Linked DNA regions of Homo sapiens: region 1 is linked to region 2. A link is a loop called in an ENCODE intact Hi-C map of the cell type or tissue named here. Cell type or tissue: GM12878. All regions are shown on one strand. Links, peaks and the distances in the headings refer to the core of each region. The heading gives the core; the rest is flanking DNA.

What was found. Hi-C counts contacts between places; a loop is a spot of excess contacts. Peaks named below come from ENCODE experiments on the same cell type or tissue, not always from the same donor. Only the 100,000 strongest peaks of a DNase experiment are listed, where the experiment ranks them.
Region 1: a loop joins it to region 2, with 3 times the contacts of the local background. A loop is called at or near these places in 5 of 110 quality-filtered maps.

The regions. Positions count from the first base shown.
Region 1 is chrX:78,312,756-78,323,593 of GRCh38, forward strand. The region is part of intron 1 of CYSLTR1 (cysteinyl leukotriene receptor 1); the gene reads right to left. Among named protein-coding and RNA genes, the nearest start is that of CYSLTR1, 9.4 kb to the right of the region's middle. RefSeq lists an enhancer at 10,220-10,309. In GM12878, for the core only: no CTCF peak of the experiment used is centred there; a DNase peak (open chromatin) is centred at 9,244; H3K4me3 peaks cover 543 bases; H3K27ac peaks cover 769 bases.
Region 2 is chrX:78,137,825-78,141,824 of GRCh38, forward strand. TAF9B (TATA-box binding protein associated factor 9b) reads right to left here and starts at 1,826. Exons shown (of 7, transcript NM_015975.5): 1 at 1,737-1,826; 2 at 1,019-1,100; 3 at 138-274; 4 at 1-59. The coding sequence starts at 1,787. RefSeq lists an enhancer at 1,515-1,824. In GM12878, for the core only: no CTCF peak of the experiment used is centred there; a DNase peak (open chromatin) is centred at 1,837; H3K4me3 peaks cover 1,075 bases; H3K27ac peaks cover 903 bases.

The DNA.
Region 1 (10,838 bases), core at 6,839-10,838, 180 kb after region 2:
ACAGTAAAATACCATCTCATAACAGTCAAAATGGCAATTAGTAAAAAGCTAGAAAATAACAGATGCTGGTGAGGCTGTGGAGAAAAGAGAGTGCTTATACACTGTTAGTGGGAATGCAAACTAGTTCAGTCACTATGGAAAGCAGTTTGGAGATTTGTTGAAAAACTTTAAATGGAACTCTATTTGACTCAGCAACCCCACTAGTGGCTATATAGCCAAGGGAAAATAATTAAGTCTATCAAAAATACATCCATGCACATATTCATCAAACTGCTATTCACAATGGCAAAGATGTGGAATCAACATAAATGGCCATCAATGATAGACTGGTTAAAGAAAATGTGGTACATATATACCATGAAGTACTATGCAGCTATATAAAAAAACAAAATCATGTCCTTTGCAGCAAGATGGACGGAGCTGGAGGCAATTATTCTAAGCAAATTAACATAGGAACAGAAAACCAAACACCACATTTCCTTGCTTACAAGTGGGAGCTAAATATTGAATACATATAGACATAAATATTGGAACAATGGACACTGGAGACTACCTGATGGGGGAGAAAGGGAAGTGGGCATGGGCTGAAAAAATACCTATTGGGTACTATGTTCCCTACCTGGGTGTTGAGATCATTTGTACCCCAAACCTCAGCATTATGCAGTATACTCATATAACAAACTGCACAATGTACCCCTTAATCTAAATAAAAGTTGAAACCAGAAAAAATAAAATTAGCAACAATAGAATGCAACCAAAATAATAGCTAAAAGTAAAATTATGAAGAAATTTAATAGATTGGCAGAAAAGGGAGAGCACAAAAGACTTGAAGACTCACTGAGATGTATGAACTGGTGTAGTGGTAAAAGGGGGTGTCTGAAAGTCTATGGGCTTTAGTCAGAGTGTTGTACATTGGAGTTCCAAATTTCAGTTCTGTGGTGACAAATAAGGCCCTGGACGTGGGCATGGAATGAGTAACCAAGATGGAATGTGAATGGACATTGTTTCAGATAAGGTGGTAAGAAAAATTGAAGTCAGTTTGTTGGGTTGGTTGTTCACATGGAAGATGACGTTACCAAAGTGATCATATAATTTAGGGGGTAGAGAGGAGAACTGTCTAAGAGGTTGACAGACGATGTGAATAAGAAAGATTAGAGGGTGACATAGATGAATGTCTTTTTGCATTATGGTAGAAAAGTAATGATTTAGAGTAGCATCAGCGAGCCAAGAGACAGCTAATAGATTCTGGCTCACAGTATATGGGATGTAGAAAAATAAGCAGCACACTTTTGATGAGAAAGACCAAGGTTAGCTTAAGGCAAGGACACGGTGAGAGAATTATTTGAAGAGGTTTAGGACATAGGAGAATTTACTCATAATGGAAAGGGTGTTTCAGAAGGCACAGTAAATAAAGGGTTAGAAAGGTCAGATGTGGAAGAATTAGGAGGAAGGAAGTACAGTGTATTCTCAGGATGTTAGAACCTTGGAGAACACTTGACTAGAGAGTTGATGATTCACCCACAGAATTCAAATTTCTGTTTTCACTTAATTTGTCTCTAGCTCTTCTTTGTACTTTTCAAAAATAGTAATTGTATCAGAGGATGGAGCAAGAAGGCAGAATGGAAGGCTCCACCAATTGTCTTCCCTGCAGGTATGTCACTTTAACAACTAGCTACAAAAAAATCACCTTCACAAGAACCAAAAATTAGGTGAGTACTCATAGTACCTGGTTTTAATTTCATATTGCAGAAAGAGGCACTAAAAAGGTAGAAAAAACAGCTTTGAATTACCAATGCCACTAATCTCCTATTCCCTAGCAGTGACAGTGTGGTGGGAAGAGTGTTTCTGTGTGCCAGAGAGGGAGAGTGCAGAAATTGTGAGGCATTGAACTCAGTGCTGTCCTATTAGAGCAGAAAGAAGAACTGGATGAAACTCAACTGACACCTGCCCACAGAGAGAGCATTTAAACCAGCCTTAGTCAGGGGAGAATTACTCACTCCAACAGTCAGAACTTGAGTTCCTGCATGCCTTGCCACCAGGGGTAAAGTGCCCTGGGGCTCTAAATAATCTTGAAAGGCAGCCTAGGCTGCAAGGACTGCAACTCCTAGGAACGTCCTAGTGCTAAACTGTGCCCAGATACAGTGGACTAGAGAAGCATGTGACCTACAGAGACACCAACCAGGCCAAGAGAGCGCTTATATCATCCTTCTTCTTATCCCAGGCTGCACAGCTTGCAAGTCCAAAATAGATGCCTTCCTTCTGCTTGAAGAGACAAAAGAGAAAAGTGGGGAGGACTTTATCTTGCATCTTGGATACCACCTCATCCATAGCAGGATAGGGCACCTGTTAGAGCTATGAGGCCCCCTTTCCAGGCCCTAGCTCCTGAATGACATTTCTAGACATACTCTGAAGGGAACCTGCTGCCTTGAAGGGAAGGACCTAGTCCTGGCAACACTCATCACCGGCCAACTGAAGAGCCCTTGGGCCTTGAATAAACAGAAATGATATCCAGGTACATTGCTGATGGTCTTTGGTGACACAGAGCTGCTGGCTTCAGGTGAAACAGCATATTCCAAGCTCTGGTGGCTGAGGCAAGATTCCTTCTGCTTCGGAAGGGAGAGAAAAAAGTGAGGGGAATTTGGTCTTACACCTTATATGCCAGCTTGGCCACAGGGAGGTAGACCACCAAATGACCTCGCAGGGTCCTCAAATCAAGTATATGGCTCTCATATGGCATTTCTGTATGTTTCTTGGGCTGGAAGGGAGCCTACTGTTCTGTAGGGTGAGTCCCAGGCTGGGCAGCATTGACTACAAGCTGACTGAAGGGAACTTGGCCCTTAAGGGAACATTGGTGGTAGTCTGGCAGTAGTCTCCATGGGTCTATAGTTATGGTGGCCATGAGATGAGGCTTCTCTGCTTTGGAATGGGGAGGGAAGAGTGGGAAGGACTGCATTTTGTAATTTGAGTGCCAACTCAGGTGCAGTGCAATAGCACACCAGGTAGACATCTAAGCATTTTGATTCTAGTCCCTGACTCCTGAACGGCACCACAGGACCCACCCAAAGAATGGGGAAACTTACTACTATTAAGAGAGGGACACAAGCCTGGCTGGGTTTACCACCTGCTGATTATAGATCCCCAGGGCCTTGAGTAAACATAGACAGTAGCCAGGGAGTGGTTACAGCAGGCCTGGGGTGATACCCAGTGCTGTGCTGACCCAGCACAGTCATAGTGGTGGTAGCCACAGGGATGCTTGTGTCACTCCACCCTCAGCTTTAGGTGGTTCACGATGGAGAGACAGAGAGACTACATTTGTTTGTAAGAAAGTAAGGGAAGAGAACAAGAATCTCTGCCTGGCAATCTGTAGAATTTTCCCACATCTTATCCAAGACCATCAAGGTAAAAGTAGCAGTGGGAAGAGCCTTATAGGCGCTCCCATTATCCAGCTTGAGCCCAGTGAAGCCATCCCTGACTGTATGTCACAGGGGCCTTTGGGGAACGCACCCAGTGGAATTAGGGAGGGGTCACAGGGTGTAAGAAGTTTCCAACTGGATTTTGCAACAATTTCAACTGGGCACTAACTTTCTTGAGCAAAAGCCAGGGAGCAAATGGGAACTGCTGCAGATATGAATGCAGGAGCCACAGCTGACACTGTGGGCAGATAGGAAGGGGTGAGACCTGAAAGCCAAGTTTGCTTGCTCAGCGGGGAAGCTTATGGCCTGGGAAAAGTTCTGAGTTCTGCAAAAGCAAGCTGCCTGGATCTAAACTTGGCACCATTAGTGGAGCACTATAGGAGCGAGGCTGGCCTTGCCAACTGTGTGGGAGGTGGGTGAGGCCTTTCACTACCAGCTATCCCCCACTTCTCTTGTGAACTATATGGCACAATAGAACCAATGGAACAGAATAGAGAACCCCAAAATAAAGCCAAATACTTACAGTCAACTGATCTTCAACAAAGCAAACAAAAACATAAACTGGGAAAGGACATCCTATTCAGAAAATGTTGCTGAAATAATTGGCAAGCCACACGTAGAAGAATGAAACTGGATCCTTGTCTTTCACTTTACACAAAAATCAACTCAAGATGTATCAAATACTTAAATCTAAGACCCAAAACCATAAAAACTCTAAAAAATAACATTGGAAAAATTCTTCTAGATGTCGGCTAAGGCAGACTTCATGACCAAGAACCCAAAAGCAAATACAACAAAAACAACAATAAATAGATGAGACAAATTTAAACTAAAAGAATTCTGCACAGCAAAAGAAATAATTAGTACAGTAAACAGACAACCCACAGAATGGGAGAAAATATTTGCAAACTATGCATCTGACAAACAACTAATATCCAAAGTCTACAACAACTCAAATAAATCAGCAAGAAAAAAACAAATAATCCCATCACAAAGTGGAAAAGGGACATGTATAGACAATTCTCAAAAGAAGATATACAAATGACCAACAAACATATGACAAAATACTCAACATCACTAATTATCTGGGAAATGCAAATTAAAACCACAATGAGATACTGCCTTACTCCTACAAGACTTAATTAAAAAATTAAAAAATAATAGATGTTGGCATGGGTGTGGTGAAAAGGGAATACTTTTACACTGCTGGTGGAAATGTAAACTAGTACAACTACTATGGAAAACAGTATGGAAATTACTTAAAGAACTAAAAGTGGAATTATCATTTGATCCAGCAATACTACTATTGGGTTTCTACCCAAAGGAAAAGAAGTCATTATATGAAAAAGACACATGCACATGCATGTTTATAGTAGCACTATTCACACTTGCAAAAATATGGAACCAGCCTAAATGCCCATCAACCAATGACTGTATAAAAAATGTTGTATATCTACACCATAGAATACTACTCAGCCATAAAAATAAATGAAATTATGGCATTTGCAGCAATCTGGACAGAGTTGGAGACCATTATTCTAAGTGAAGTAGATCAGGAATGGAAAACCAAACATTTATATATTCTCCCTTATATGTGGGAGCTAAGCTATGAGGATGCAAAGATGTAAGAATGATATAATGGACTTTGGGGACTCGGGGAAGGGTGGGAAGGGAGTGAGGGCTAAAAGACTACACATTGCGTACAGTGTACACTGCCTGGGTGATGGGAGCACTGAAATGTCAGAAATCATCACCAAAGAACTTATGCATGTAACCAGAAACCACCTGTTCCCCCAATACTATTAAAATTAAATTTAAAAGGCCTAGAGACAGAAATACCATTCGACACAGTAACCCCATTACTGGGTATATACCTGAAGGAATATAAATTCTTCTATTATAAGGACACATGCATGTGTATGTTCATTGCAGTACTATTCACAATAGCAAAGACATGGAATCAACCTACATGCCCATCAATGGTAGACTGAATAAAGAAAATGTGTCACATATACACCATGGAATACTATGCAGACACAAAAAGGAATGAGATTATGTCCTTTGTAGGGACATGGATGGAACTGGAGCCCATTATTCTTAGCAAACTAATGCAGGAACAGAAAATCAAACACCGCATATTCTCACTTATAAGTGATAGCTAAATGATGAGCACTCATGGACACATATAAGGGAACAACACACACTGGGGCCTATTGGAGGGCGGAGGATGGGAAGAGGGAGAGGATCAGGAAAAATAACTAAGGGATATTAGGTTTAATACCTTGGTGACAAAATAATCTGTACAACAAACCCCATTTACCTATGTAACAAACCTGCACATCCTGCACATGTACCCCTGAACTTAAGAAGAAGTTAAAAATAAAAAGAAAACTTTCATGCAAATAACAAATCTCTGTCCACCACAGCCACAAATGACTTACCTAAACTTTAGTCTATCATTTTCAGCTGCTTATTAGATTGCTCTACTTGGATCTCTTGTCCTTTAAAAAATTTCAAACATATTTTCAGATAAAACAACCTTCTCTTCAAAATTAACTTCCCCACCTTATGTTTCTATTTTTTCAATGACAGTAATAGTCTTCCAGTAAGTCAGGCATAGAACCTGGCAGTCATCTTTGACTCCACCCTATCCTTATTTTATCCCTCGAGTCCTGTTGATTCTTATTTTGCAATGCCTCCTGACCCTTTGTTTCTTTTTTTTTTTTTTAACCAACTTAGTTCAGCATCCTTATCTCATTATGCCTTAGCTACTTGAAGGTGATCTATGCATCCTCTTTCACACTTAAATAATCAAGAGGTGAACCTGGCAAATTTATACTTATACTTCAAGATTTAGGTTGAAGTTATCATTCTCTATGAATACTCCCATGTGCATGGTTCATTTATTACAGTGCTGTAATTACTCTTTTTTTAAAGTTGTTTAGTTTTCTTTTTTTTATTATACTTTAAGTTTTAGGGTACATGTACACAACGTGCAGGTTTGTTACATATGTATACATGTGCCATGTTGGTGTGCTGCACCCATTAACTCGTCATTTAACATTAGGTATATCTCTTAATGCTATCCCTCCCCCCTCCCCCCACCCCACAACAGGCCCCAGTGTGTGATATTCCCCTTCCTGTGTCCATGTGTTCTCATCGTTCAATTCCTACCTATGAGTGAGAACATGCAGTGTTTGGTTTTTTGTCCTTGCGTTAGTTTGCTGAGAATGATGGTTTCCGGCTTCATCCCTGTCCCTACAAAAGACATGAACTCATCATTTTTTATGGCTGCATAGTATTCCATGGTGTATATGTGCCACATTTTCTTAATCCAGTCTATCATTGTTGGACATTTGGGTTGGTTCCAAGTCTTTGCTATTGTGAATAGTGCCACAATAAACATATGTGTGCATGTGTCTTTATAGCAGCATGATTTATAATCCTTTGGGTATATACCCAGTAATGGGATGGCTAGGTCAAATGGTATTTCTAGTTTTAGATCCCTGAGGAATCGCCACAGACTTCCACAATGGTTGGACTGCTTTACAAACCCACCAACAGTGTAAAAGTGTTCCTATTTCTCCACATCCTCTCCAGCATCTGTTGTTTCCTTACTTTTTAATGATTGCCATTCTAAGTGGTGTGAGATGGTATCTCATTGTGGTTTTGATTTGCATTTCTCTGATGGCCAGTGATGATGAGCATTTTTTCATGTGTCTGTTGGCTGCATAAATGTCTTCTTTTGAGAAGTGTCTGTTCATATCCTTCGCCCACTTTTTGATGGGGTTGTTTTTTTCTTGTACATTTGTTTGAGTTCATTGTAGATTCTGGATATTGGCCCTTTGTCAGATGAGTAGATTGCAAAAATTTTCTCCCATTCTATAGGTTGCCTATTCACTCTGATGGTAGTTTCTTTTGCTGTGCAGAAGCTCTTTAGTTTAATTAGATCCCATTTGTCAATTTCGGCTTTTGTTGCCATTGCTTTTGGTGTTTTAGACATGAAGTACTTGCCCATGCCTATGTCCTGAATGGTATTGCCTATGTTTTCTTCTAGGGTTTTTATGGTTTTAGGTCTAATATTTAAGTCTTTAATCCATCTTGAATTAATTTTTGTATAAGGTGTAAGGAAGGGATCCAGTTTCAGCTTTCTGCATATGGCTAGCCAGTTTTCCCAGCACCATTTATTAAATAGGGAATCCTTTCCCCATTGCTTGTTTTTTGTCAGGTTTGTGAAAGATCAGATAGTTGTAGATATGTGGCATTATTTCTGAGGGCTCTGTTCTGTTCCATTGGTCTATATCTCTGTTTTGCTACCAGTACCATGTTGTTTTGGTTACTATAGCCTTGTAGTATAGTTTGAAGTTGGGTAGCGTGATGCCTCCAGCTTTCTCCTTTTGGCTTAGGATTGACTTGGCAATGCGGGCTCTTTTTTGGTTCCATATGAACTTTAAAGTAGTTGTTTCCAATTCTGTGAAGAAAGTCATTGGTAGCTTCATGGGGATGGCATTGAATCTATAAATTACCTTGGGCAGTATGGCCATTTTCACGATCTTGATTCTTCCTACCCATGAGCATGGAATGTTCTTCCATTTGTTTGTATCCTCTTTTATTTCATTGAGCAGCGGTTTGTAGTTCTCCTTGAAGAGGTCCTTCACATCCCTTGTAAGTTGGATTCCTAGGTATTTTATTCTCTTTGAAGCAATTGTGAATGGGAGTTCACTCATGATTTGGCTCTCTGTTTTTCTGTTATTGCTGTAATTACTCTTTTTGCTTACATGTCTGTCACACCCATTTAGACAGTAAGCTCATAGCTCATTAGTAGCAGTGAGTTGCTTTCTTCATTTTTTGCTCTTTTCCTCTCCTAATTGGGCAACTTTGAAGAGTAACTTTGTGGTCTTAAGAGCTTTTGAGTAATAGAGCATCTAATTTCCCAGGGTGGATGTCTAGGATCAGAGGAAGGAGCACGTGTGTGTGTGTGTGTGTGTGTGTGTGTGTGTGTGTGTAAGTGCAGGTGCTGTTATGCAAGAATCTAAATAATGGTGTAAAGTGATAGTAAAATGTGGATATATCTAGTAGGGTAGAATCTATTTAAAAGAAGCCTGAAAATTCACAGAGTGCAGGGGACCATGACTCATGGATGGGCATTTTACAAATCACCAGAGAAGAAAGGAAAGGGGGTGGAGCAGATTGAATCTACACATTTGGGCAGAAAGGGAGGCAAAGATCTTAAAACAAAGACGGCATAGCGGTGGCTCATGCCTGTAATCCCAGCGCTTTGGGAGACCAAGGTGAGTGAATCACCTGAGGTCGGGAGTTTGAGACCAGCGTGACCAACATGGAGAAACACCATCTCTCCTAAAAATACAAAATTAGCTGGGCGTGGTGGCACATGCCTGTAATCCCAGCTACTCAGGAGGCTGAGGCAGGAGAACTGCTTGAACCCGGGAGGCGGAGGCTGTGGTGAGCCGAGATTTTACCATTGCACTCCAGCTTGGGCAACAAGAGTGAAACCCTGTCTCAAAAAAAAAAAAAAAGGCATAAGTGGTCTGGTGGGGCTGGAGGAGAGTTCAAAAGTGCCATATTTCAGAGACTAATGGAAATGCAAAGACTCAAGGATGTGTTTGATTATAGGGTCCGAATGAGACTGATGGGTGTTTTTGGATTGAACCAATAGCAGAGACAAAAAGATTAAATCAGTATCTGGATGTACTTTCATGATTCTATTAAGTTATACGCCTGCCAAGATTTCCTTTACCTTTCTAGTAAATGCTAGCATGCACTGGAGAGTCTGTATGTGTTGGAGGAGTGCCAACAGGAGTGGGGTGATGAAGGCAGGGCCAAAGCAGAAGAGGAAGTGGGGAGGCTGGGACTCAGGGCTCCTAAAACCGATACTTCCTCTTCTGCTGCTGAGCAGTGGCAGGATGCAGAAAACATATTTAAAGAGGGTGCAGCTCAGTGGAGCCCTGTTTTTATTTGACCAACTCCCCAGTGCCCTCTTTCCTCCTCTCCATGTAGCCTATTATTGTCAAATGAAAAAAAGTTGGTTGTGCCATCCTGTAATTCTGAGCTCAGGGAGGTTAGGGACAATGCTGTATTAATCTTTTGATACAGTAGACACTCATTAATGTTTGTTGAATCAATATCTGAATGAATAGGAGAGTCAACAAATATGAATGTTTTGTAAATTACAAAGCTCTTTAAAATGTAAATTTTTATTATTCTCTTTCTTATTCATATAAGGCTCACCTACTTTGACCACACCACCCCACAATCATATCTCTCTTTGCACATAGGAAAATGTGTATTTGATGTTTATTGAGTGATTGTTTATTGATTGACTACAGTAAAGCTACTCATCCTCTATGGAGATTTAATCTACAAACCATCAGGCTATGCTAATGATCCCAGTGACTTTCTTCCATCGTAGTAAAAGATTTGGGGGAGGAGGGCAGAATGATCCTTCCGTCTGTGATCACTTTAGCCCTATCATTACAATAAGTAGCTTTCTTACTTCATATTTCCAGGGATGTGCTGCTCACAGGGATATGCTTTTTGGGAATACATTTCCAAGGATATGTATTCTCATTGGTATTAAAAACTATGGGGGAACTGATACTTCGTTGCTGACAGCTCTCAGGTGTTTCTTCTGTAGTCTCTTATTCTCCTTAAGAGGAGAACGTCAAACCCATCAATTCAGGCCATTCTGTTGTCAGACAGTTGGAATCTAAGCACATGACACTGTCAAACCAAAAAGGACCTTGGACTGTGGCATTCAGAACTAATGACAGTGTGTCCCCTTCCATTGTACTGTGCCAAAAATGCTTTATCCTGTGTAATCAGATTAAAAGGATGCATAAGACCAGAACTTAAGGGAAATGAAAGTTAACAAAAGGCAATAGAGATCTTGAGGAGTGCATGAGTGTGGGTGACAGTGTATAGTGGAGGATACTTTCACCCCTAGTTTGGGTGATAGAAATGTGTTGCAACCTACACACATACTTTTGAACTTTTTGTAAAGCACTAAGTAGAGGGCCTTTTTCCAGGAATACCTCTATAACTCTCTACCTAATTACCAGCAGCTTGGAATCCTCTGATGTTCTGAGGTCATTGCTTACAGCTAACTCTGAGGCCTGCTTCTATCATCTTGGCATTTAGATGTCTGGCTCTTGCAAAAGAGTTGTTCTCTAGGAGATTGCTTTTTATTTAAGGCCCTTTGTCTTAAGTAAGAATTCAAATTCAGATCAAACACAAATGGTAACCAATTTGGAATGAAAAGAAGCCTTATTACCTTCTGAGGCCTGAGTATTTCCTAGGAACTTTGGAATAAGTATGTAAGACACATCTGAGATGTTTGAGTGTTGTTATTATTAGCTCAATTCTACTTAGCTTGGTGAATCCATGACAACACAAAGACAACCCTTT
Region 2 (4,000 bases), core at 1-4,000:
TATGGCTTAATCAGTGGCAAAGGGGTTTGATTTTTCTGCCTTGCGATATCCAGTAAAAACTTAAAAAAAAAATCCTTATTAGAACTACAGTTTTAAAAATTGTAAGTAAAAATAACTTCAAATCAAAGTTTGCTCACATCTCTTGGGGGAGGAGAGGTAAAAGATTGGTCAGCACGACACTGGATTGCCAGTCTCACATCATCTGCATCAACATTAGGTTTCTTAGCATGGCTCGAATAAATTTTTGCATCATCCAGAATTGTAGTCACATAACCTATAAGAACAAAACAATCTTTTCTTAAACATATGAAGACAGCTTAATATTTATGGCTACTTGTCTTAATAAAACTTTCCACTAATTTGTAGACGGTTTATAAATTTTGTGGGTTTTTGTAGAGACAGGGTCTCGCTATGTTGCCCAGGAAACTCCTGGCCTCCCCGCGACAGCCTCCCGAAGTGCTGAGATTACAGGTGTAAGCTACTGTGCTCAGCCTAAATGCTGATTTTAATAAGTAATTGTCCTGTCTATATGATCAGTTTTAAACAGATATCACAGTGTGAATACTACTGTCCCCTAGCTTGAGCTCCTTTCGTTCTTTAGGCTGAATTCTATGATACTGTTAACATAATTTGGTTGAAAATGTTCTTACAAGGCTGGGTGCGGTGGCTCACGCCTGTAATCCCAACACTTTGGGAGGCCGAGATGGGGGGATCACTTGAGTCAGTAGTTCGAGGCCAGCCTGGGCAATATGGCGAAACTCCCTTTCTACTAATAATACAACACTTAGCCGGGCGTGGTGGCAAGTGCCTGTAGTCCCAGCTCGGGAGGCTGAGGCACAAGAATCGCTTGAACCCAGGAGGCGGAGGCCGCAGTGAGCCAAGATCGCGCCACTGCCTTCTAGCCTGGGCAACAGCGAGTCCCTGTCTCAAAAAAGAAAATAAAAGAAAATGTTCTTACAATAAAAATATCTTTTCAAGTTCACAAGTTAGGCAAGTTTTTGGTGTTTCATTAACTTACGGAAAGCAAATTCCAACATTTGATTTATAACCCTTGGTTCATACTCTGTGATTCCCATATCCTTCAGGATCTGTGCCATCACCTGTGGATTCAAATAAAAACACCAGATGCAGAATTTGGTACTGGAAATCAAGGCTGCACTGAAGGGTAGTATTTATATTTATGATACAAGGTTCCCCTTCTTTGGGCTCCAAAGTCCTACTCACCCTTGCCCTCCCAAGTGAGTCAGTGATCACACGAAATCGCATAGTACGCTTTTGCAGAAAACTTTTATTTTTATTTTTTGGCGGGGTTGGGGGCGGGGTGTGGGGCAAAGAGAAGACAGAATTTGGCTTCTCCAGCAGAGGTAAGTAGCTCCAGCTGGTTGTCATTTTTGGCTGTGGCGGCGGGTTAAGGTAGCATCAGAACCCTGGACGCGGAGTCAGGGCTGGCAGATAGCTAGAGACGAGGGGGAGGCAGGGGCCCGAAGCCCAGGACACAAAGCTGGGCAGCCGTTCCGCAAGCTCCACTGGACCGCGACCCTCTGGCAAGACTTGGCCCAAGCGGCGAGATAGGGGCCCGGGGGCCAGGGCGCATCCCCATCACCCTCTCCTCCTGACGGCCCTGACTAGACTGAAACGAGCGTGCGAGCCGACCCTCAGGCCCTCAGCGTGGCCCCGCCTCGCAGGTCCCTGGCTGCACCTGGCTTCGCGATCCGCGGCTTATCCTTCGCACTTACCAAGGCATCTCTCGGAGCGTTCTTGGGAGGCGCCATCTTGCCCGACTCCATGTTATCCAGCCACTCGTCATCCGCGGAGACAGAGGAGAGAGGAGAGCTCGCGGGCTCCTCGCTCAGGCTCCACCCCTGCGGGGAGCGGGAGGAGGGAAACGGAAGGCGGGGTTACGTGCCAGCCGCCGGGGGCGGGAGTTTCAGCAAGCCGCTGGCCAGGGGAAGAGACGCGCTGGGGTGCCCGAGTTCAGTATTGGAAGAGGCAGGTAATCCTTCCCCATGGAGCCTGCTGGGGCCTGAAAGAAGTAGAGGGGCCGAGAAGCTCGACTTCCCAGAGTTGTTTCCCGGCAAAGGGCACCAAGTGGGCCAACCTCACCTTTGCGGGGGTCCCTCCTCACACCTCCACGGCTACCACCTTTGCCCCTTTCGGCCTCCCGGAATTCCAGACCCAGTCGGTGTTAGGGCTGCTTGGTCCAACACAGTTGGACCCGTTACGTTTGAATGTCACATCAACAAGGAATACATTTTTAGTATAAGTATATCCCAGATTTGCACAGGCCATACTTATGCTACGAAATAATTGTTCTGATATTCATATTTAACCGGGTGTCCTGGATTTTTATTAGCTAAATCTGACAATCCTACCCAATAGCTTGCTCTCCCCACAGCAAGACTTTGGTCAGCCCTTGTCACACTCAAAGCCCTACCGTGGCTGCCCATTTCACACTGATGAAAAACTAAAGCCTTCACTCGGCCCGTTAGAGACCCTCTAGCCTCTCTTGGCCCTGGAGCAGCTTCCTGTCTCCCCGCTGAGGCCAACACAGGACCCTTCCTTGCCTCCCAGTTACACCCTTCCCAGCCCCTCACCCACAGAACAGCCCGAATGACTTTTCGTGAGAACCTACCATCCAGCCCCAGTGACTTTCAAAAAATGTGCATCAGTTAACTATCTCTGGCTTAAAATGTCGCAGATAACTCATTCTTACCCTCCACATCCACCAACGCCCTAGGATTCTCCCTCAGGAACAGGAACCGTGACTCACCCAGGCCAGAAACGGAGCAGGCAGCCATGTTGGCGCTTTCCCTCACAATCCACACTCAACCTAGCAACAAGTCTTGTCCGGGTGACCTCCCAAAGTTCTATCCATGTCTCCACATCTCCATCCAGTGCTACTATGCTAACGAGTCCAAGCCAACATCCTTACCAAGATTACAGAAATATGCTCCCCAAATAGTGTCCCCCCACATTCCTTACACAGCTAGACGGACCTTTCAGTCATAAATCCAATCATTATTTTCCTTAAAACCCTCCAGTGGCTCTCCTCACAAACACTTACACAAATACATACTAATTTCCCAGGCTTAGCGGGTCCTTCAGTTTTGTGGCGCAGCTCACCTCATCAGACTCATCAGAATCAGCAGTCCACCTGGCCGCCATCTTGAAGTTTGGGCAGGAACTCCCCCCAACCAAGAACCATGTGTTCTCAATACATTGTTTCCAGTGAGAGCACGTGCTCCCACGCTGAGCTAGTGCCTTTCTCCACTCTTACTGTGGCCAACCTCTGTGTAAAACTAGTAACAGTCCCTTGCTTTTGAATATTTGCAAGGTACATTTAAAAATAGGTGGGGGCCAGGCACGGTGGCTCACGCCTGTAATCCCAGCACTTCGGGAGCCGAGGCGGGCGGATCACTTAACGTCAGGAGTTTGAGATCAGTTTGGCCAATGTGGTGAAACCCTGTCTCTACTAAAAATACAAAATGTAGCCGGGCATGGCAGGGCACGCCTATAGTCCCAGCTACTCAGGAGGCTGAGGCAGGACAATCGCTGGAACCCAGGAGGTGGACGTTGCAGTGAGTCGAGACTGCGCCACTGCACTCCAGCCTGGGCGACAGAGCGAGACTCCATCTCAGAAAAAGAAATAAAATAAAATAAAAATACGTGGTATATTTGCAAGGTACAACATTTAAGACTACTTTAAAATACCCTAGTAAAAGAAAGCCTCTCTCACCTGTTCCAGCCACTGATGTCACTTTCACAGATGGCACCATTGTTTATCAGTTTCTATTCTGTGCAATTTACAAATAGTATCTTGTTTATATATTTTTCCTCCCACTAGAATGGTACTATAGTCTTAGGGTGGCCAACCTTCAGAGAGCCAACCCAGGACATAGATGTGCTAGATGAAGAAAACCCATAACATATTATAAATAATTGTCCATATGTATCATTACTTAAGAATAAGTGTTCACTTGAAATTATATGTTTTTTATGT